Regions from separate parts of the Homo sapiens genome. Here region 2 is linked to region 1. A link is an interaction called in ENCODE POLR2A ChIA-PET data of the cell type or tissue named here. Cell type or tissue: CD4-positive, alpha-beta T cell. All regions are shown on one strand. Links, peaks and the distances in the headings refer to the core of each region. The heading gives the core; the rest is flanking DNA.

Region 1 (8,104 bases), core at 3,468-5,967:
AAAAAAGTAACATAGTCACTCTGGAAAACAGTTTGGCATTTTCTTAAAAAACTAAACATGCAGCTACCACATGACCAAGAAATTGCATGCCTGGGCATTTATCCCAGAGAAATGAAGACTTATGTTCACACAAAAACCGGTACATATATGTTCATAGCAGCTTTATCCATAATAATAGCAAAAACTTAAAATTAGCTCAGGTATCCTTCAGTAGGTGAATGGTTAAAGAAACCATGGTGCATCCACACCATGGAATATTGCTCAGCAACAAACAGGAATGAACTATCAACACACAGCAACTTGGATGACTCTCCAAGGAATTATGCTGGTTATTTGTTGTTGTTTTGAGACAGGGTCTCACTCTGTGGCCCAGACTGGCATGTAGTGGCATGATCACAGTTCACTGCAGCCTCACCTCTAACTTCCAATCTCAAGTGATCCTCCCACCTCAGCCTCACAAGTAGCTGGGACTATAAGTGTGCACCACATCAGGCTAATTTTTTTATTTTTTGTAGAGATGGGATCTCACTATGTTGCCCAGGCTGGTCTGAAACTCCTGGAATCAAGCAATCCTCCTGCCGCATCCTCCCAAAGTGCTGGGATTACAGACATGAGCCAACGAGCCTGGCCCTGATTTTAAAAAGGTTACATACTGTATGATTCTATTTATATAACAGCTTGTTTTTTTGTTTTTGTTTTTTGAGACACAGTCTCGCGCTGTAGCCCATGCTGGAGTGCAGTGGCGCAATCTCGGCTCACTGCAAGCTCTGCCTCCTGGGTTCATGCCATTCTCCTGCCTCAGCCTCCCTCCCAAGTAGCTGGGACTACAGGTGCCCGCTACCACGCCTGGCTAATCTTTTGTATTTTTAGTAGAGACGGGGTTTCACCGTGTTAGCCAGGATGGTCTCGATCTCCTGACCTCGTGATCCGCCCACCTCAGCCTCCCAAAGTGCTGGGATTACAGGCGGGAGTCACCACGCCCAGCCTGGTTTTTTTGTTTTTTGAGACAGGGTCTCGTTCTGTCACCCACGTTGGAGTGCAGTGGCACAATCTCGTCCACTGCAGCCTTCGCCTCCTGGGTTCAAGCAATTCTCCTGCCTCAGCCTCCTGAGTAGCTGTGATTACAGGTGTGTACCACCATGACTGGCTAATTTTTTTATTTTTAGGAGAGACGGGGTTTCACCATGTTGGCCAGGCTGGTCTTGAACTTCTGGCCTCAGATGATTCACCTGCCTCGGGCTTCCAAAGTGCTGGGATTACAGGTGTGAGCCACCGCACCCGGCCTTATATAACGGTTTTTGAAATGACAAAATTTTCGACCGGGCATGGTAGCTCACGCCTATAATCCTAGCACTGTGGGAGGCCGAGATGGGCAGATCACCTGAGGCCAGGAGTTTGAGACCAGCCTGGTCAATATGGCAAAACCCCATCTCTACCAAAAATTTAAAAAAATCAGTCACTGTGGTGGTGGGCACCTATAATCTCAGTTACTCGGAAGGCTGAGGCAGGAGAATCTCTTGAACCCGGAAGGCGTAGGTTGCAGTGAGCCAAGATTGCTCCATTGCTTCCAGCCTGGACAACAAAAGCGAAATTCCATCCCCCCAAAAAAAAAAGAGAGAGATAACAAAATTTTCAAAATGAAGGTTGCCAGGAGTTTGGAATGGGGCCTGGGAGGAGTCAGGAGGGAAACACGTGTGGATATCAAAGGGCAACCCTGAGGGATCTTTGTGGTATTGGAACTGTTCAGCAGTGGAGGATATACGAACCTACATGTGTGATGAAATTGTATTGAACTACACACCCATACACACACACACACACACACACACTCACACACTAGTACAAATAAAACTGGGGACATCTGAGTAAGTTTGGTGGATTTTATCAATGTCGATATCCTGGTTATGATACTGTGCGATAGTTTTGTAGAATGCTACCACTGGGGTAACTGGGAAAAGTGTGTAAGGGATCTCTCACTATTACTTCTTATTGCATGTAAGTCTACAATTACCTCAATAAAGCGTTTTTTTGTTTTTTTTTTTTTGAGACGGAGTCTCACTCTGTCACCCAGGCTGGAGTGCAGTGGTGCAATCTCGGCTCACGGCAAGCTCCGCCTACCGGGTTCATGCCATTCTCCTGCCTCAGCCTCCCGAGTAGCTGGGACTACAGGCGCCCGCCACCATGCCCGGCTAATTTTTTTGTATTTTTAGTGGAGATGGTCTCGATCTCCTGACCTCGTGATCCGCCTGCCTTGGCCTCCCAAAGTGCTGGGATTACAGGCGTGAGCCACCGTGCCCAGCCTTTTTTTCTCTTTTTGAGATAGAGTCTTGCTGTGCTGCCCATGCTGGAGTGCAGTGGCACCGTCTTGGCTCACTGCAACCTCTGCCTCCCGAGTTCAAGCAATTCTTGTGCCTCAGCCTCCTGGGTAGCTGGGATTACAGGTGTACGCCACTACACCCAACTACTTTTTTTTTTTTTTTTTTTTTGAGACAGTTTTGCCCTTGTTGCCCAGGCTAGAGTGCAATGGCGTGATCTCGGCTCACTGCAACCTCCACCCCCCAGGTTCAAGCAATTATCCTGCCTCACCCTCCCGAGTAGCTGTGATTACAGGCATGCACCATCACTCCTGGCTAATTTTTGTATTTTTAGTAGAGACAGGGTTTTACTACGTTGGCCAGGCTGGTCTCGAACTCTGGATCTCAGGTGATCTGCCCGCCTCGGCCTCCCAAAATGCTGGGATTACAGGCATGAGCCACTGCGCCCTGCCAATTTTTGTATTTTTAGTGGAGATGGGGTTTCACCATGATGACCAGTCTATATAGGTTTTGTTTTTGTTTTTGTTTTTTTGAGACAGAGTCTCTGTCGCCCAGACTGGAGTACAGTGGCTCAATCTCGGCTCACTGCAAGTTCCACCTCCTGGGTTCACGCCATTCTCCTGCCTCAGCCTCCCGAGTAGCTGGGACTACAGGTGCCTGCCACCATGCTCAGCTAATTTTTTGTATTTTTTTTATTATATTGTATTTTTTTGTATATATTGTATTTTTTTGTATTAGCCAGGATGGTCTCAATCTTCTGACCTCATGATCCACCTGCCTCAGCATCCCAAAGTGCTTGGATTACAGGCGTGAGCCACTGCACCCGGCCTGTAGTTTTTTTTTTTTTTTTTTGAGATGGAGTCTCACTCTGTCGTCCCGGCTGGAGTGCAGTGGCGTGATCTCGGCTCACTGCAAGCTCCGCCTCCCAGGTTCACGCCATTCTCCTGCCTCAGCCTCCTGAGTAGCTGGGACTACAAGTGCCCGCCACCATGCCCGGCTAATTTTTTGTATTTTTAGTAGAGACGGGATTTCACCATGTTAGCCAAGATGGTTTCGATCTCTTGACCTCGTGATCCACCCACCTCAGCCTCCCAAAGTGCTGGGATTACAGGTGTGAGCCACCGGGCCCAGCCAGTTTTTTTAACTAAACATTTTATTGGCGGGACGTGGTGGCTCACGCCTGTAATCTCAGCACTTTGGGAGGCCAAGGCGGGTGGATCACTTGAGGCCAGGAGTTTGAGACTAGCCTGGCCAACATGGTGAAATCCTGAGTCCACCAAAAATTAGCCAGGCGTGATGGCATGTACCTGTAGTCCCAGCTACTTGAGAGGCTGAGGTGGGAAAATCACTTGACCCTGGAAGATGGAGGTTGCAGTGAGCTGAGATCAACACCACTGCACTCCAGCCTCGGTGACAGAGCAAGACATGTGTATATATATACACACGTATATATATATATACACGTATATATATACACACGTATATATATACACACGTATATATGTACACGTATATATATACACACGTATATATATACACGTATATATATACACACGTATATATATATACACGTATATATATACACGTATATATATATATACACGTGTGTGTGTGTGTGTGTGTGTGTGTGTGTATATATATATATATATATATATGATGTGCTAAGTTGGCATGTAGGTAAAAACCATACATATAAATGTAATAAAATGTATTAAAAAATGTGAGCTGAGCCCAGAAGCTTACTTCTGTAATCCTAACACTTTGGGAGGCCAAGGCAGGAGGATCACTTGAGCCCAGGAGTTCAAGACTAGCCTGGGCAACATAGTGAGAACTTGTCTCTACAAAAAACAAAATTAGCCCAGCCGCAGTGGCTCACACCTATAATCCCAGCACTTTGGGAGGCTGAGGTGGGCGGATCACTTGAGGCCAGAAGTTTGAGACCTCCACCTCTCCTAAAAATACAAACATTAGCCAGGCGTGGTGGTGCACACCTGTGGTCCCAGCTACTCGGGAGACTGAGGCAGGAGACTCTCTTGAACCCAGGAGGTGAAGGTTGCAGTGAGCTGCGATCGCGCCACTGCACTCCAGCCTGGGCAACGGACTGAGGCTCAGTCTCAAGACAGGAAAAAAAAAAAAAAAGCTGGCCAAGTGTTGTGGTGCATACATGTAGTCCTAGCTATTCAGGAGGCTGAAGTGGGAGGATCATTTGAGCCCAGGAGTTTGAGACCAGACTGGGCAACATAGGGAGAGCCTATCTCTACAAAAAAAGTTAATAATTAGCCAGGCATGGTGGCACACTCCTGTAGTCCCAGCTACTCCCAGGAGGCTGAGGTGGGAGGATCACATAAGCCCGGGAATTTGAGGCTGCAACTGAGCTATGTATGACTGCACCACTGTACTGTAGCAGAGTGAGACATCTGGGCAGCAGAGGGAGACCCTCTCTCTAAAAACAAAACAAAACAAAAAAGCCCTAGAGGATCTAAGCCCTCCTGCCCCTCCAGCCTCATCCTGTGCTCCTCTCTTTGGTGGAGCAACCCTGGCTTCTTCTCAGGGCCTCAAACAGGACCAGCCTCTTACTATTCCCTGACCTGGACCACCCTTCCCCAGATCCTCCTGAGGCGGGGCTGGCTCCCCATCCTCAGAGAGCCCTTGGCAGCATCCCTGTTCCCTGTGTATTCCCTCATGGCATATCTGTAATGCATTCATCTGCTGCTTCCATGTTCATTGTGTGACACTCGTGTTGGACTGAAAGCTCCAGGTGGGTAAGAAGCGAAGAGCCTGGGCCACATGAGGTGCTCAGTGAATACTTTTGTGTATGGCAAAATTCAGTGAAGAAATTTAAAGCATGAAAGCTTACAGCAGAGTTGGAGAGATGTAACTTACATATCTGAAACAAGGCAGAAGCACGAGAAGACAGCAGCATCAGTGCAGAAGTGGGCCGCTCAGCCCGCGAGTGCAGGAGGCGCTGAGAAGAACAGGTGTCAGCTCTCTGCTGAGAACAAAGACAATTCAACGCCACTTTTTCAAGGTGAAAATAGAGCCCAAAGCCCTGAAAAAGGAAATTAAAAATAAAGGTTCTCTGAGGCCCAAGCAAGATCAGGATGTCAAGAGCCTGGCATTTTTCTTCTGCTCCCTCCCAAAGCTGCCTTTCAACATTGCACGGTGTTCCTTAAGGACATCACCAAAGAGTCAGAAAACCTGCGAGTCCTGGTTCTCCCCCTTTTCCTGGCTGCTGATCCTGGCAAGGCACATGTGCTCTTTGTACCTCTGTTTCTCAGCTAAAATTTGAGGTTGGGAGTAGACTCTTAGGGTTCTTTTCCGCGATAAAGACTTTTCCAAGTGGTCACTTGAGCCACCTCATAAGGTCTAGCTTGGATCCCACTACCAACCCTTGAGTCAGGATCATGGTTGGGGGCGGAGGGAGGAACTGGCTTCTAGAGGCAGCAAAAGACTTGTGAGGAGCCCTGCCCCTTGGCTCACAGGGCAGGAAGCGCCTGGCGGAAGGTGAAGCAGTTGAAAGCACTAGAGCTGGAAGTGAGTGAGGGGTAGTCCTGCCTGGGGCGTAGGGTTCCGGTCCCAGGCAAAACATTATTTTAGACCAACAGGAAAAACAAAAGTAATGGTTCCCACCAACTTCCCAGCTCCAGGAAGCTGGGCATGACTAGTGATTTTTTTTTCTGTTCCTCTAGCCTGTGAGCATTTCCACTCGTCTGCCAAGGCAGAGACAGCCCCATCCAGAAGCAAGAATGAGACCTCGGGGCCCTGGCGCCCTTGAGCCAACCCCATCTCTGTTCTCACAACTTGCCTTGCCTGACCTCTGGAGAAAAACTTCAGAAAATATCACCCTTTCTTCCCACCTGCTCCCGCTGGCCAAAATCCCCATCAAAGCCTGGCTTCAGCCCCTCAGACTGGGAACTCTATCCAAATGGAGTGTGGGGAGTGTGGGTGAGGAAGGACGGAAGGAAGTAGGTCACACGCTGGCTACCGCACAACGGGGAAGAGGCCAACCTCGGAAAGGCAGAAGAGTGGCCGCCATGCCGAGCTTCCAGAGATGGAGAGAAGGTCTAGGAAGCCACCTTGGGGAAGCCGCCTGAGCAGGAGCGGGGCAGCCAGGGATCAGAGCCCACGGCCTGCTGGGGACCCATCCTGGGCACGGGGCTCTGGGCTCTGTGCCCATTCTCTGATGTGCCACATTGTTCTGCTACTTCCTTCTCTGGAAGTAATAAGGGGGTTGGGGGTGGGACAGCACGGCCAGGAGTAGATGGAGCGGGGTGGAGCTGCCAGTGGGGGAGGAGGCTGCGGTTCATTCCCACGACCAGCTGCCCTTCTGGCCGCCCTGGGACTGCGTGGGAAAAGGTCTGGGAAGTATGGGGGATGGTGTGTGTGTGTGTGTGTGTGTGTGTGTGTGTGTGTGTGTGTGTTTTCATGTGTCTGACTCCCTTGCTTGGCTTCAGTCACAGGACAAAGCCCTTTGAGAAACAGTCACCAACCTGTGTTCCCACTGGGCTCTGTCCTGGGAGAGGCACAAGAACCCGCCCTGACGCCTGAGAGAAAGACTCTGAAGGCCTCAGGACCAAATCCCTGGAGGGGTCTTGGCGTCTAATGAATCTAGATTGACTGACTTCCCTGGGATGCTTCTGGAACCTTCTGCTAAGCCCTCAGCTTCTTGGCAGAGCTCTATTACTAACTGGATATCAGAATATGGGTGCAAACTAGACATGGGGAGTGAAGTCAGCCATTCTCACAGCATCTACCTAAGAAGGCCAGGATCCTCCACAGCCACGTAGATCGTAGAGCCAGTGGCATGCCGGGGATGATATACAAAGACAAGAAACTCTGAAACAGAGAACACAAACTAACAGCCCATAGGCCAAATGCAGCCCGCAGGCACATGGCTTATTTGGCCAACACAGCATTTAAGAAATGTTTGAGCCGAGGCTGGGTGAGGTGGCTCAGGCCTATAATCCCAGTACTTTGGGAGGCCGAGGCAGGTGGATCACCTGAGGTCAGGAGTTCAAGACCAGCCTGGCCAACATGACAAAACCCCGTCTCTACTAAAAATACAAGAATTAGCCAGGTGTGGTGGTCCATGCCTGCAGTCCCAGCTACCCAGCTGCTTGGGGGGCTGAGGCAGGAGAATCGCTTGAACCTGGGGGGCGGAGGTTGCCGTGAGCTGAGATCACACCACTGCACTCCAGCCTGGGCGACAGAGCGAAACTCCGTCTCAAAAAAAAAAAAAAAAAAAAAATCCCAATTTCTACAGTCTCTTGAAAAATCAGACGATATGGCTAACATTGATGCATATGGCCCCAGGACCACAGCTGATGGGGCTGAATAATGACCACCCTTTAGAAAGACCTTGGACTGTCCATTTTGCCACTGTCCACACCACTCTGTATTGTCTCCAGCAGTGAGGCCGAGTATGAGTTGCTGTTGCTCATCACACTTGAATGGTTATTACACTGTTTTCTGTACCCTCGTCTCATTCAAAAGTGGGGATATGGCCAGGTGTGGTGGCTCACGCCTGTAATCCCAGCACTTCGGGAGGCCGAGGCAGGTGGATCACTTGAGCCCAGGAGTTTAAGACCAAACTGGGCAACATGGAGAAACCCCATCTCTACTAAAAAAAAAAAAAAAAAAAAGTGGGGACACGAAAGAAACTAAGAGGGCCACTGTTTGTAGCGAGCACATTTCTACCCCAGCCAGGCCTATCTATAAGCAAATAAAGATGGGATTTCATGTCCTCCCATCAGCTTTTCTGCACCCTCCCTTCTACCTTCCAGTGGCAC
Region 2 (2,500 bases), core at 1-2,500, 590 kb before region 1:
TATTTGTTCACTGAAGAAAATTCGAACACAGCACGATTTCAGTGTCTTAAGACTTTTAAGTCTGGTTTTGTACAAAGTGTGCTAATCCAAGGGAACTTTTGACTTTTAACAAGAGTATGCTTGGTACTTAAGCAGTTCATGCCTGGGTAGGCAGACAATCTCAATTTGAGGTCACCTGGCCACGTAACACCCCAGTCTACTTTTTTTCTGTATAAAATATCAAAAGCTGAAAATGTTGCTGATTCTTTTTAACATGGTTCTTTGATTTTTCTGTATGGACATGTTAGTTGTGGATTCCTCAGACTGCCTTTGAAAACAATTTACAGTTCAAATAATTTGTCTGGCAAGTTTTGGCATGCCATCTGATGGATACTAATTCTTCTGAACCTAAAATAGGGGCAGCAGATAACTTGCCATCCCTGCCTTCTTGGTCTTGTAGCTGCCACGTGCCGTGGGTACCCAGACATTGAGTGGTGCTGGTCTCCTCAAGATGTTCAACAAAGCCACAGATGCCGTCAGCAAAATGACCATCAAGATGAATGAATCAGACATTGTGAGTAGCCCTGTGCCTCTTACCTCCACCTACACCTCAGGCTTATGGGTCAGAACCCCTAAGGAGTCCTGAAATTTCTGAGATTAGAAACTTTTTTATAAGATTTTTCAGTCCCTTTTTGAGAAACAACTGCTAAAGAAAGACTGTACTGCACCCATAAAAGTAATCTCATTAAAGTTCTGGGCTTTTGTGTTTCAGTGGTTTGAGGAGAAGCTCCAGGAGGTAGAGTGTGAGGAGCAGCGCTTACGGAAACTGCATGCTGTTGTAGAAACTCTAGTCAACCATAGGAAAGGTAACAAGCTCTGAAATGCACTTGGAGCTAGGGGAAATTGTTGTCTCTAGTGAACTGGAGATGCGAGGGCATGCTGTTCCAATCCTCTCAGCCATCCAAGTTGAAATTCTCAGCCCACCTGGTCCTTGATGTTCTGATAAAAAAAAGGTATGCCCTGTGTCTCCTGGCAGAAAACATGATTCAACCACTGTGGGCATTGTGCTTTCTACCTGGGAGGGGTGCAGGGAAGCCATCCCAGATACAGCATGACCTGGGATATGGGCTTCTGTTGATTTTGACTTGATGGCTTACATCCAAAATGATGTCATACATGCTTGAGCTACATGGTCAAACCAGCAATGCGTAAATGCAAGGAAACCACCTGTCTCCTAATCCTTCTGCATCTCTCTTTAGTGAAATTTGCTTAAGAGCTTGTGAAATTTTCCCAGTTTGAATCTTTTCCCTCTTTGCCTTAAACATGCTGATAATTAGAAATTGAAACAGACAGAAGACCCATAGCATGAGGCCAGGGTAAGTAAGGGTTGGCAAAGTATAATCTGGCCCATGGGCCAAATCTGACCCTGGTTCCTATTGCCATGAGCTACAAATTTAGGTTTTTACATTTTTAAAGGAATGAATGAGGGGAGAAAAGAATCTGTAGCAGACTATGTGTAGCCTTCAAAATCTAAAAAATTTATTATTAGCCGGTCGCGGTGGCTCACGCCTGTAATCCCAGCAATTTGGGAGGCCGAGGCAGGTGGGTCACGAGGTCAGGAGTTCAAGGCCAGCCTGGCCAAGATGGTGAAACCCTGTCTCTGCTAAAAATAGAAAAAATTAGCCAGGTGTGGTGGTGGGCATCTGTAATCCCATCTGCTTGGGAGGCTGAGGCAGAGAATTGCTTGAACCCGGGAGGCGGAGGTTACAGTGAGCTGAGATGGCGCCACTGCACTCCTTTACACAAAGTTTGCCCTACTCTAGAACGTGCAAGACTATACGATGTGCACATGTATTCACTCTTCTCTCTTGTACAGAGAGGCTACCACTCATGAGCTTCAACATAAATATAAGAATAGTTTCTTTGGCCTGTTTGTTATTTAACAACTGGGCTTTGGTTCTCCAGGGATATTGGAGCTGCTTCCTTCAGGTAGGCCTAACCCAGTGAAACTCAGGACAGCTGGTGCCTCTCCCTCCTGCTCCTGTGACCAGGCCACATTCTCTTTACTCTCTGAATACAGTTAACTGTGGTGTAAGTGACTGGGTTGCAGAGCCCTCAGTTCCCAGATATGCAGTGGGCGGCATTGCTAAGACATGCCATGCAGTGTCAGCTGATTTGTCCCTTTTCCTTGTGAGATCAGAGAGGCCTCTGCTGTCTTTTCCTCCTTCCAGAGCTAGCGCTGAACACAGCCCAGTTTGCAAAGAGTCTAGCCATGCTTGGGAGCTCTGAGGACAACACGGCATTGTCACGGGCACTCTCCCAGCTGGCTGAGGTGGAAGAAAAAATTGAGCAGCTCCACCAGGAACAGGCCAACAATGACTTCTTCCTCCTTGCTGAGCTCCTGAGTGACTACATTCGCCTCCTGGCCATAGTCCGCGTAAGCTTCTGTTTCCTTTTCTCCTCCTTCCCTTGATTTGATTTGTTTTTCCTTTGCTGGTCCCCTTCCCAAGACAGTTTCATC

The links. ChIA-PET counts read pairs that join two places held together with the same protein. Peaks named below come from ENCODE experiments on the same cell type or tissue, not always from the same donor. Only the 100,000 strongest peaks of a DNase experiment are listed, where the experiment ranks them.
Region 2: POLR2A ChIA-PET joins it to region 1 with 6 read pairs; 3 of 35 experiments call an interaction of 5 or more read pairs at or near these places.

Annotation. Positions count from the first base shown.
Region 1 is chr15:64,712,062-64,720,165 of GRCh38, forward strand. LOC124903507 (a long non-coding RNA gene) reads left to right here. Exons shown (of 3, transcript XR_007064679.1): 2 at 516-644; 3 at 6,005-8,104. Among named protein-coding and RNA genes, the nearest start is that of OAZ2, 13 kb to the left of the region's middle. RefSeq lists an enhancer at 6,006-6,506. In CD4-positive, alpha-beta T cell, for the core only: no CTCF peak of the experiment used is centred there; no DNase peak of the experiment used is centred there; H3K27ac peaks cover 636 bases.
Region 2 is chr15:64,129,477-64,131,976 of GRCh38, forward strand. It overlaps SNX1 (sorting nexin 1), which reads left to right. Exons shown (of 15, transcript NM_003099.5): 9 at 440-553; 10 at 752-845; 11 at 2,211-2,416. Among named protein-coding and RNA genes, the nearest start is that of SNX22, 21 kb to the right of the region's middle. In CD4-positive, alpha-beta T cell, for the core only: no CTCF peak of the experiment used is centred there; no DNase peak of the experiment used is centred there.